2 separate regions of the Homo sapiens genome follow, and region 1 is linked to region 2. A link is a contact called in ENCODE Hi-C data. All regions are on one chromosome and are shown on one strand. Each heading gives the region's core, a stretch centred on a gene start or an enhancer-like site at or near the end of the contact. The rest is flanking DNA. Distances are from core to core; before and after follow the strand shown. Region 1 overlaps ARMC9 (armadillo repeat containing 9). Region 2 holds the start of HTR2B (5-hydroxytryptamine receptor 2B).

What was found. A loop is a pair of places that touch in the nucleus more often than their neighbours do.
Region 1: a map with no recorded cell type shows a loop between it and region 2 (2.2-fold over the local background). The contact joins the enhancer-like site here to the promoter of HTR2B in region 2. A Hi-C loop is called at or near these places in 2 of 37 single-sample maps with no recorded cell type.

What each region holds. Positions count from the first base shown.
Region 1 is chr2:231,297,803-231,304,120 of GRCh38, forward strand. All of the region lies in intron 19 of ARMC9 (armadillo repeat containing 9), which reads left to right. Among named protein-coding and RNA genes, the nearest start is that of MIR4777, 62 kb to the right of the region's middle. Within about 2 kb of position 2,394, at least 8 of the 41 ENCODE cell types and tissues checked have a DNase peak (open chromatin) inside an H3K27ac peak, as active enhancers do.
Region 2 is chr2:231,121,278-231,127,149 of GRCh38, forward strand. HTR2B (5-hydroxytryptamine receptor 2B) reads right to left here and starts at 3,765. Exons shown (of 4, transcript NM_000867.5): 1 at 3,695-3,765; 2 at 2,136-2,853. The coding sequence starts at 2,487. The region is part of intron 16 of PSMD1 (proteasome 26S subunit, non-ATPase 1); the gene reads left to right.

The DNA.
Region 1 (6,318 bases), core at 1,144-3,643, 180 kb after region 2:
TTTAAATTAATATTTAATTATTTGTTTTTAACAACTTTTTTTCATTGTGTCCTAAAGTTTGTCTCGAGATCTGTTTTCTTCCCTTCTTGTATCATCCCTTTGGGTTTTTCGGTTTGCTTTGGTTTTTCATTTTGCTTTGTTTTTGCTATAAATCCTGTTTTTATCTTATAAGGGAAAATTCATTTTGTTCAACTGTTCTAGTTAATGATGAGAACTCAATTTCTGGAAATTTCATTCTGAAAGCAATTGTCTACTGTAAATGAACAAATACAGAAGTCTTATAATTTTCTGGACTTTTGCTACTCTTTTAAGAGGTTGATGTTTGAAAATACTTGTGATAACTAGAATTTTCAGAAGATTTCTAGAAGAGGTTTAGTTGGAAAATTATAAGGAAAAGATCTGTCATTTGGGCCAAATGGGACTCTGTGATGAACCCCGGGCAGCAGATGGGGGCTCCTTCTCCCAGGTAAGCCTCACTGCGCATCACCGGTGCCAGCCGGGGCAGTCCGGGCACAGCCGGTCTTGCCTGGATTTTACTCAGCTTTCACCGGAGGCTAGCATTACGTTTATAACTGTCTTTCAAAGTTGGAGGGAAAAAAGAGAGTGACAGATCTTAGGCTAAAGAAAATTTCTAAGAATCCTTTGAGAAGTAGCACTGTTGTTGGAATGTGGTTATCACTTCCCAAGGTGACAGCTCTGAAGGAGACAGCAAAATTATTTGCAAGGTGTTGGAGTCATACCTTATCTTGCTTAGCAGTGTAAATGTTCTTTCATTTAATATTTAGACCCAAAACACAGAAAAATGAAACCACTGTTTTCAGTTAGCTGCTTAGCAACTCTAAAGATAAAATGGTTCTAATGGGGCCAGGCACGGTGGCTCACACCTGCAATCTCAACACTTTGGGAGGCCGAGGTGGGCGGATCACTTGAGACCAGCCTGGCCCACATGGTGAAACCCCATCTCTACTAAAAATACAAAAATTAGCTGGTTCATGGTGGCGTGCGCCTGTAATCCCAGCTACTAGGGAAGCTGAGGCACGAGAATCACCTGAACCTGGGAGGCGGAGGCTGCAGTGAGCTAAGATCCTGCCAGTGCACTCCAGCCTAGGCAACAAAGCAAGACCCCATCTCAAAAAAAGTGGGGGGCTGTAGTGGGATGGGGCCTGAGACCAGGGTAAATTATGCTCACTCTAAATCACATTGAGCTGAAATCTGTGCGCTCACAACTTCCACCACTGCTATCCCTGCTTCACTGGAAACTCTCAAGAGAACCCCTGATGCAAAGTCTCGTTTTTCTCTGTAATTTATAATGACTTGATCTAATGTGCTAACCTAACAAAGTTATGTCTGAATATACATACGTTTATATACTAAAATTTTAAAAAAAATAAAGGTAGAGCTAGAAATGCATCTTCTGATTTATAGACTGTCTAGGATATAATGTCAAATAGAAAAAGGAAATCATAAAGTAATTTGACCAATAATTTCGGAAAAAGCAAATGTATAAAGACACAGGGCTATGGATTATGTATGTGCCTATGTAGCGGAAAGGTGTGGACATGTACGCCCTCTTTGCTGACATTATAAACTGCAAGGGGGGAATAGGAATAAGGAAGTTTGGGTGAAAAATGCAGAGAGGCCCTGAGGCTCCTCAAGAGAGAGAAGTGAGACTAGGACACGGGGTTTAGTGGCGTGGAAGTCAGTTGCTGTGCATTTTTGTGGGTTGATGGAGCAAAAGCGAAATGAATGGATTGAGGGCCAGGTGGGAAGTGAGAAAATGGCTTAAGAAGTGTATGCTGCTCCTCGCCCAGTCTGGCTGTGCACAGAAGAGCAATAGTGGCTGAAGGGGGCATTTTTGTTTGTTTTAAGATGAGAGAAACCTGAGCATGTTAAAATGCTGATGGAGTAGCTCCAGCCGAGAGGGAGAGCTGGAACATTCAAGGCAGGAAGAGTCTACAGGATGGCATTGAAAATATGGGTGTTTTCATTGTTTTCTAAACCACTTATACTTTCTTGGCCCACAAAGCCCCAGACCCATTTAAACCTCCAGAGAAACAAAACCATCATTAGATCAGCTTGGACAATACACCCCAGGGAATGGACAATGACAGCTGTTATTTAAGGATTCAAATGCATCTCATTTAGCACTTCAGAGAAATGTGTTACCTGATGCATTTATTTTATATGAAACAGACGTAATATGTTACAAAAGGGCTGTTGGTAAATCACTAAGCTTAGGAGCCTGGTTCCGTTGTTCTCACCCCCAGTGACTCAGGTTTCCTTACTATATATCACAGCCAGTTTCCTTGTATGGCTTCCTTAAGTAGAAATGCAAGACCTTCCTGTGCTATTCTAGAAGACTGATTTTAAGACAAATATTCTCGCCTCTTGACAAAATAGGTTTAAGTGCCAGGTGAGGTCAGCCGTGGACATTTACTTGCTGGTTGCCATGTAAGTGCCAATCGTATGCTCAGCAATTTCCTTCTATACAAAGTGCTCAGATCTAAGAGTTGCTCATATATTTACTCAACAAATATTTGAGGGCCTCGAAATAACACTATTGTAGGAACTAATGGGGAAGGGATGCAAAAGAAATCTAAAAGAGTATCTGTGGTTTAAAATACCTCCAAGAATTTCCAGCCTAGATAGGGAAGATCACAGTGATTCTGACAACAGCAGCTCCCGCCTGCTGGCAGTGCCGGGTGCCAGGCACTGTTCTAGGCGCCTTATGGGTGTTCAGTCATCTCCTCTTCTTAGCAGCCCTGTGGTAGGTGCTATTTTTATTCACATTTCACAGATGAAGAGACAGAGAGAAAATAGGTCACTTGCCAAGTTCACACAGCTAATAAGTAACTGTGATGGGGCTGGGATTCAAATCCAGGTGGTCTGACTCAGTGGTCCATGCTCCTAACCACTGCCCTATATTACCTTCTTGTGAGACATACATGAATGCAAAATAGCAAATAACAGAAAATAAATATGTGATCACAGATTCATAAAGGTGATAGACACAGGAAGTGCCACAGAAATTCCAAGTACTCCAGGAATACTGGGAGATGGCTGGCGTGGGGTAAAGAGGAAGTGAGATGAGTTGAGGAAGGGAAGGGTGTGGCCAGCAGGGGTGGCATCCTCTGGGGGAGACAGCACAAGCATAAGCTTTATCCTTTGCCTCTCCACTGCACTCACATCAACCCCCCCAAGAAACCCATGTTAGTGATCTAGTGTGTGCATGCGCTTTCATACTTAAAAGATGCACACACAGAGTACACGGAGGTATGTACTACACACAGATCCATATATACTTTTGTCAGTATTTGTTTTTCAAAATGAGATAACATAGAGATAGAAATACACATACTTCTACACCATGTTGCCTTTTTCTCTTGTTAATGTTTCTTGAAAGTCCTTCTGAGTTAGGCAGTGTAGCAAGTTGATACTTTTTAATGCTATGAATGTATAATTTTCTAGATTTTTTGCTATTTCAAACAATGCTGTAGTAAAATCTTTGTAAAAATATCCTTATTTACCAGGGCTTTTATTTATATGGGCTCTTGCTGCTGGATGAAAAAGTATTTTTTTAATAATAGATTTTTCCAGATTGCTCTTTTCAAAGGCTGTTAATAATTCAGATTTCACTAGGAGAACATGAAGGAGCCTCTTCCCTCCATCTCCACTAGCAATAGGTGCTGTTACTCTATTTTTTTTTAATGTTTTTGCCAATCTGGATTTGGATTTGCTACATTGTACATTTCCAATTTCATATCCTTTCTGTTTTTTTCAGTTGTGCTTCTTTCCAAACCCTTTTCACCATCATTACAAATGTTTTAAAGATATATTTTTTCTAATCTCTTTTGCCACAAATCTTTTTTAAAATTTTTTTTAAGTTAAAGATTGAGGCGGGATGTGGTGGCTCACGCCTGAATCCCAGCAATTTGAGAGGCCAAAACAGGCACATCACCTGAGGCCAGGAGTTCAAGACCACCCTGGCCAACATGGTGAAACCCTGTCTCTACTAAAAATACAAAAATCAGCTGGGCGTGGTGGTGCACACCTGTAATCCAAGCTACTCGGTAGTCTGAGGCGCAAGAATCATTTGAACCCGGGAGGTGGAGGTTGCAGTGATCCAACATCACGCCGCTGCACTCCAGCCTGGGCAGAGCAAGACTCCATCTCAAAAAAAAAAAGTTAAATATATTCGCTTTTATTTTATAGTTCCTGGGTCTCCTGTCCTGGTTAAGGTCTTCCCTAACCCTAAATTTTACATGTAGTCTCCTAGGTTTTCTTTTAAGATTTTAATTTTTTCATCTAAGTTGTAGTCATTAAATATGTTATGCATAGGAAAGAAAAACATATATGTTTATATAAGGTTTGAAGTAACCATTCTCCAATTTTTGGTTTCAGGAGCCATTTACATTCTTAAAAATTACTGAAGATTCTGAAGAGTTAATGAGTATTTTGTCTATCAAAATTTTTTAAATGAGAACTTAAATATGATAAAATGTTAAATATTAAAATATTAAATAACTTAAAATGGCAATAGTAAATCCATTACATTAATATAAATAAGATATTCTTATGAAAAAGAATTATTTTTCAAAACAAAATTTTATGAAAAAGTGTAGCATTGTGGGTTTGTTTTTTTTTTTTTTTTTTTTTTTTTGCCAATCTCTTTAATGTCTGGATCAGAAAAACACAGTTTGATCTGGGCTGTATCTGTTGTCATATGTTGTTTTGATTGAAGGACATAAAGAAAATCTAGCCTCACACACCTGTGTACTTGGAAAGGGGTGAAGTATTTTCAAAGCCTTTTCAGATAGATATTTTTGCTCAATATTACTTTAAAACCAGACAGGTAATAGTTTATTAAAAGTTAGTTGCAATGTGGAATTAGAAACCAATTTTAAATATCATTTTTATTGGCTGGGTGCAGTGGCTCACGCCTGTAATCTCAGCACTTTCGGAGCCCCAGGTGGGTGGATCACCTGAGGTCAGGAGTTTTGAGACCAGCCTGGCCAACATGGTGAAACCCTGTCTCTACCAAAAATACAAAAATTAGCTGGGCATCGTGGTGTGCGCCTGTAATCTCAGCTACTCTGGAGGCTGAGGTGGGAGAATCGCCTGAACCCGGGATGCGGAGATTGCAGTGAGCCAAGATCACACCACTGCACTCCAGCCTGGGTGACGGAGCGAGACTCCGTCTCAAAAAAATAAATAAATAAGTAAATAGTCATTTTTATCTTGTTAATTAAAATCTATTGATCTATTTTGCATTTTGTTAATTTGATTTTCTGATTGTTCCCTAACAATCAGATGTGCTAATGTATAGAAATACAATTGATTTTAGAATATTGAACTTGTATCCTACAACCTTACTGAATTTATTAGCTCAAAGAGTTTTTTGTTTGTTGTGGGTTTTGGGTTTGTTTGGGTTGTTTTGTTTTGTTTTGTTTTGTTTTGAATTCCTTAGGATTTTCTGTATAACAAGATTGTGTCATCTGTGAATAGAGATCATTTTACTTCCTTTTCAATCTAGCTATCCTTTATTTTCTTGCCTTGCCTGATTGTGCTGGCTAGAGACTCTAGTACAATGCCAAATAGAAGTGGAGAGAGCAGGCATCTTTTGCTTGTTCCTGATCTTACAGTGAATGTTTTCAGTCCTTCTCCATCTAGTACAGCGTTAGCTGGGATTTTTTCATAGATCTGATTATAAGATTAAGAAAGTTTCCCTCTGTTCCTAGTTTGCTGAGTGTTGGGTTTTGTTAAATGCTTTTTCTTCATCATATGAGATGATCATTCTTTGATTTTTTCCCTTTCATACTACTGATATGGTGTATTTATTTATATTGACTTTCAGACCAGGTGCGGTGGCTCATGCCTGTAATCCCAGCATTTTGGGAGGCTAAGGCCGGTGGATCACCTGAGGCCAGGAGTTCAAGACCAGCCTGGCCAACATGATGAAACCCCATTTCTACTAAAATACAAAAATTAGCCGGGTGTGATGGTGCATGCTTGTAATCCTAGCTACTCAGAGGCTGAGGCATGAAAATTGCTTGAACCTGGGAGGTGGAGGTTGCAGTGAGCCGAGATTGCGCTACTGCACTCCAGACTGGGCAACAGAGCGAGACTCAGTCTCAAAAAAATAATTATGGCCAGGCGTGGTGGCTCACGCCTGTAATCTCAGCACTTTGGGAGGCCAAGGTGGATGGATCACTGGGTCAAGAGATCAAGACCATCCTGGCCAACATGGTAAAACCCCATCTCTACTGAAAATACAAAAGTTAGCTGGGTGTGGTGGCGCACGCCTGTAGTCCCAGCTAC
Region 2 (5,872 bases), core at 2,515-5,014:
AGCTACTTAAGAGGCTGAAGGCAGAGGATCACTTGAACCCAGGAGTTTGAGGCCAGCCCAGGCAACATTGCCAGACTCCATCTCTATTAAAATAAATAAATAAAAATAAATTTAAAGTTAATAAACATTTGGAAGAATGAAATAATATTAAAATGTCTATCAATTATTTAAGACATAAATATGAAGACATTTCACATATTTTATGTTAACATATGTTGGGTTTTCTGCTAACTTGTATTGCTAAGGATATGTTGGGTACCAGCATTTTAAATATACACTTAAAGTTTTCAGCTGCTGGATACCTATTTTTCTATAGAATACATGGAATCTATTAAACAGGTAAATCTTTGTTACCTGTTTTTGTATTTTGTTTGTTAGCTCACTTTAATTCTATGGTACTTTGCCTTTTAAGATTCCTTAACTATTTAGCTGATAATTTAAGTATCTACCATGGTACTTTGCATATAATAGATGTTTGATATTTATGGACTCAAAGATTTTAAAGCTAAAATTCACTTCTGCATAATTCTTTCAATATCATGTATTGAATGACGTATTAAATTTTATGGTAGTCTGAAATAAGCATTTTGACATTTTCTGTGTGCCTAGCAAAGCACAGTTTGAAGAGTATGATTTTACATCTTAAGCTACTATTATGCACATGGAGATGAGAGCTAGAATCATATGCCTGTACAGTATTTATCAAATATGCATATATATTTCTACATAATACTTTCTTTTAAGCTTTATTCAGAATTAGGGTTATGTTCTCTATTATAGTAAGATTTCTTAATTATTTTTCATGGTTTCATGCAGCATTAGATTATTTAAAAGATTACAAATTTATAAAACAGGGAGATAGAAAGACTGTTAATTATTAGAAAGTCTAATTAAAGCAGTAGAACTTTACTCATTACTGCTTGTCCTGCCACATAATTTTCTTGATTTATTTTAAAGCCCAGGTAAATGTTGATTTAAAATGGAAGGTGTAAACCTGTTACTATCTGATAATAGTTTTAGATATCTTTCTGTTATTACTTATAAAATTGTAATGTGTAAAACCTGGGTATAATAGTTGGAATAGCAGGGGTTTTTTACCTTCTAATATGGATTCTAGTTTAATAAATTTTACTTCTGTAACTTAAAATATTTTTATCTTCATATAAGTAAATATAATTCTAAGAAACTATATCTGCCACAAGTAATCATTTTGCTTAGGCAGTTTATGAATGGAATATCAGTTTATACCAAGCATTGAATAAGTTAAATATCCTTTTAATGCTGATTCCAAGGGTCTAGGAGCCCTCATAATTCATCAGCAGAATTATTTGTGTTTATCCAAATTTTATAACTAGAGATGATATGCAGAAATCTGGAACTACTTATATCTTTTTTTTATTATAGCAAACTAAGATTTCAGTGTCAAACTATACCTTTTATTATCGCAATAACTAGGTTTTAATCCACTTACCAACTTAGAGGCCTATCAGGAACACAGATGCCCATATATCATAAAAAAATTGAATCGATAGATCATCTCTTTGGACACTCTGAGCCAAACCATTTCCTTCAGCAACTAAACATAATTTTTCTTAACATGACACATATGTAGGAATTGTGTTCAAGTTTATAATATACAAACTATTAAGAGCTATAATAAGAATTTTTGGACAGTTCCAATTTTAAACTGGGGTTTAGTGATTTAAATTGGGATTTAGTAATTCAAAGACCTTATCGTTAACCCAGCGCATATCTGTCCCGGAAGTGTCCTAGTTATTGCTTTGAGGAAAAAAAGTATCAGTGTAGAAAAGTTAAAGTATAGGCCTATTTACTATAATTTATAGATAATATATTCAGAATCTATAAATATCACTAACTTGAATGACTTTTTAAATGATTTTATTAGATAGCTTAGGAGGGAGAAAAATAGTTTACAAAAAATATTTTTTGCTCTTTAAAACTGCTGATCAACCATAGAGAATGATATAAAACAAGGGACTGTTTACTTGCCGTATCTTTAAATAGTCCAAGTTCATCTTTTATTTCAAGAAAAGTAAAGATTAAATGAGTGTCCATTCTCTAATAGTATATCATAGTTCTGTGGTTTGATGGCACAAACAAAGTGAAATACTTACCAAACATTATTGTCAAGAGGGCAATTGGCATCACAAACAATCCAACCAGCAAATCAGCCACCGCCAAGGACATTAGAAAGTAATTAGTAGCATACTGCAGCTTCTTCTCCAGTGAAACAGCCAGAATAACAAGGGTATTTCCACCAATTGTGGGTATTATCACCATGAGTATCAGAAGAGCTGCCCAGTGCAGTTTATTTCCCTGTTCCTCAACAATCTGTTTCATTTCCTCTGGTATTGATTCTGTCTGTAATCCAGACCAGTTAGAAGAGATAACGTGAACAAAGGTGCTCTGCAAAATGTGCTCAGGAATTGTGCTTTGAAGTTCAGACACTCTGTAAGAGAGAGCCATTTGCTGTTTTTCTGTGATTCAATCCCGTTCCGAACAGTGGTCAGCATGGTTAGTAGCTAAGCTGCTCATCTGTTTTTTTAAGGCATTGTAACCATGCCAAACACTCAAAAGCCAAAGTTGACACCTTCCTTTAAAAAAAAAAATTCAAGTTCTCTAAAATGAGCGCATACACACATCTGTCCATGTTTGTAGGTAAGATATCCAAGTATTTATTATTTTCTAGAGGCTTAAATTTAGGAAAGCTCAGTGAAAGAAACTGATAGCTGTGAAAAAAATAGGATATATATATATTTTTAGTTTCTCTCTCTCTCTTTTTCTGCCGTAGTTGTAGAGTCGTGTTTGAACTTGCATGCCAGAGAGTTCCCCCTAGATACAAAATACATAGACTGCATTATTTTATTCATTTCTGAAAGTGGTAAAAACACTTGAACTTCATAGCCCTTCCCTTCTTAGTAAGTCTGTTGTGCATTTGTGACAATGCAGCCAATTCTCCAAATATACTGTATTTCTGATGTTGCTCAGTTAATGAAACAGAAGACACATTAATTTTTTCAATGGTTATAATAAAAAGTTAGGTGTTTCCTGACCCTTGAATGTCTTTTTACCTTTACTTACAGAAGAATAGAAAAGTCGAAACACAATAGTTCAGAATAGAACTTTTAGTATGCGCTGGCCACCCACCTAGAAACACTCAAAGCCCAACAAGGGTCTAAATAAATGTTTTACCAGCTAGGGATCCTTATATGTAATTAGCTTTGTCTTATCAGGTTTGTGAGTACTGATATAAATGTCATTTTAGATTTCCTTTAGTTTGAGAGAAGGAAAAAAAAAGGTATTACTAGGATCCAAATAATTGTGTTTAGTAATTTCATCTCTCATGGTATGTCTTTGCAACAATTGTGTTCTAAATTTAATCACTAAATTTGCCAAATTCAAACCAGTTCTTTTTTTGTTTTAAGTAGTGTTTATTTTTTTAACCTTCCCAGTTGCCTTGAGAAGAAAGGGAAACCAAAAGGAAGATTAGACCATTTATTTGTTCATCAAATGTACAAATCACGTTTTTAAAAACTCTCCTTTAGCATTAGTAAATTTTTCATTTTGATTTTTAAACCGCTGAATAGAAATGAAAGATTATGATAGCAGAATTCTTGAAGATTAAAAAAAAAAACCTTTAGATTAATTCCATATGTGTTTATTAAATGCTTACCTCTGGTTTCGTTGTTATTTTGCTGAGCATGTCATCTTATCTGTTCACTAGACTTGCTTGCTGCTGTGACTGAAATCCTCCTCCCATTGACTTATTCTGAGCCTCCAGCACAGGCGGTTGAAAGCAGTGAAACAAATACGTTGTATAGCTGCAAGCATGCCAAGGAGGTTATTTCCTCTTTGATACATTCATTTTTAGAGAGTAGCAGCATTCATTGTAATTCATAAAACCACTGTTAAGCATGTTGAACCAGTTCATGGCCCTTATTCAAGTTATATTTTTAAGAGCTCTCTTTAATATTTGGGGGGACTGTAATAAACTTGATCATTTTAGCTTCAGATAGTTTTGTTTGGGGTTAAGCCTGAGCTGTTTTTCACATTTGAGAAAAAATAAGATATAATCTAGCTATTTTAGAGGTTTCATTCTTTGAAGATTCTGCCGTTTTAAAAGCCTATAGTGATTTCTACAGTTCTGATTTCTAGCAGTGAAACAAGATTCTTATCTAGCTTTTGTGCCTTTGCTGTGGAACACCATTAATTTGCTCTGGTTGCAACCTTATATAGAAGAGCACAGAAAGGCCTGAATTCTACATGTATACATAGGTTTTAGCAGAAACTTTTTTACTGCTTATTTTTAAACAGATGATCTCTGGGTTTAGGAGTGGTTCACAGCTTTTTTTCCCCATAGACTTTACGTTGGAGAAAATACAAGTAATGAAAATACGTTTTTGCCTTATTTCAGAAAATTGGTGTTTAAATCTTAATAGTTATGCTATTTAAGTTTTCTGTAACCATAAGACTAGCTTAGTATTAGAACCTCAGCATTCTCAAGGTTTCCTTTTAAAAGATCATTATAGATGCATATTTTAAAATTAATTACTTATAAATCAGTGATGACATTTGTGCCCTTTTCTTGTTTCAAATTTGTATTCCTTTGCTCATGTTGAATGTTATTGGAAAATACTTAGTTCATTTTAGCTCTGCTGAGCACTTCAGATTTTATTCAGTATTTGCTGCTTTTTTAAAAACTCAAAATTTACTATATTAGAAAAAATACTTGTGAAGAATTCTAGATGAAATAATATTCAAGAGAAATCAGATGTTTTTTAATGTACCAGAATTTCTATTCAGGAATATGAAAATATTTTAAGGCAAGGTGCGGTGGCTCATTCCTGTAATTCCAGCACTTTGGTAGACCAAGACAGGTGGATTGCTTGAGTCTAGAAGAGACCAGCTTGGGCAACATGGCAAAACCCCATCTCTACAAAAAAAACCACATAAATTAGCCAAGGGTGGTGGTTCACACCCGTAGTCCCAGCTACTGGGCGGCGGCGGAGGGGTTGAGGGTTAGGGGTCAGGGGAGACCTGAGGCAGGAGGATTGCATGAACCTGGGGGAGGTCGAGGCTGCAGTGAGCTGAGATCACACCACTGCGCTCCAGCTTGGGGTGACAGAATGAGATCTTGTCTCCAAGATTAAAAAAAAAAGAGGAAAAGAAATTATTTTTAAATACTGCTTAGTTGTGAGTTACACTTTGACATCTGTGCTTATGAAGGCAGGTAGGGATCTGCAAAACAAGTAATGTCAGATTGAAAATAGCAGCACCATTTTATATCCAGTGAAAAGACTTGTATGAAATAAGCCTTTATTGATTTGTTTATAGATAAAATTTTTTAAATATTAAGTATATTATAAAAATGCAGTCATTGTTGTATTTTGCCTGTATTAATCCTTTCACTCACATTCACTCATTTTTTGCCTCAACTTATAAAAAGTAAGATTGGTACTCTGATTTTTTTTATTTTTGCTTTTTTAAGTCTGTTTAATGTCTAAGGAACGTAACTAGTTAGAACAGCTACTTATTTGGCAATCTCAAGTTATGGGAAGCATAGCTGAGAATCAAGAAAAAAGCAAAATAATAATAAATAAATAATTATATAAAAGGATAGTTGAGTCTCAGCAAATAACTAAACCTGTGCTCTAAAACCCTAAGCACTTTAAGTAGAAAGTAGCCTCTAAGTCCCCACTCCATATCTTTTTACTCTTTACACACATACACGCACACACACGCACAGACGTATACACACACACAAAACTTTGCCTCTCCCCCTTCTTTAGTGAAAATAACATTTGTACATGGTGGTAGATGTAGATAGTACAAAAGAATGTTGAGTGATAAA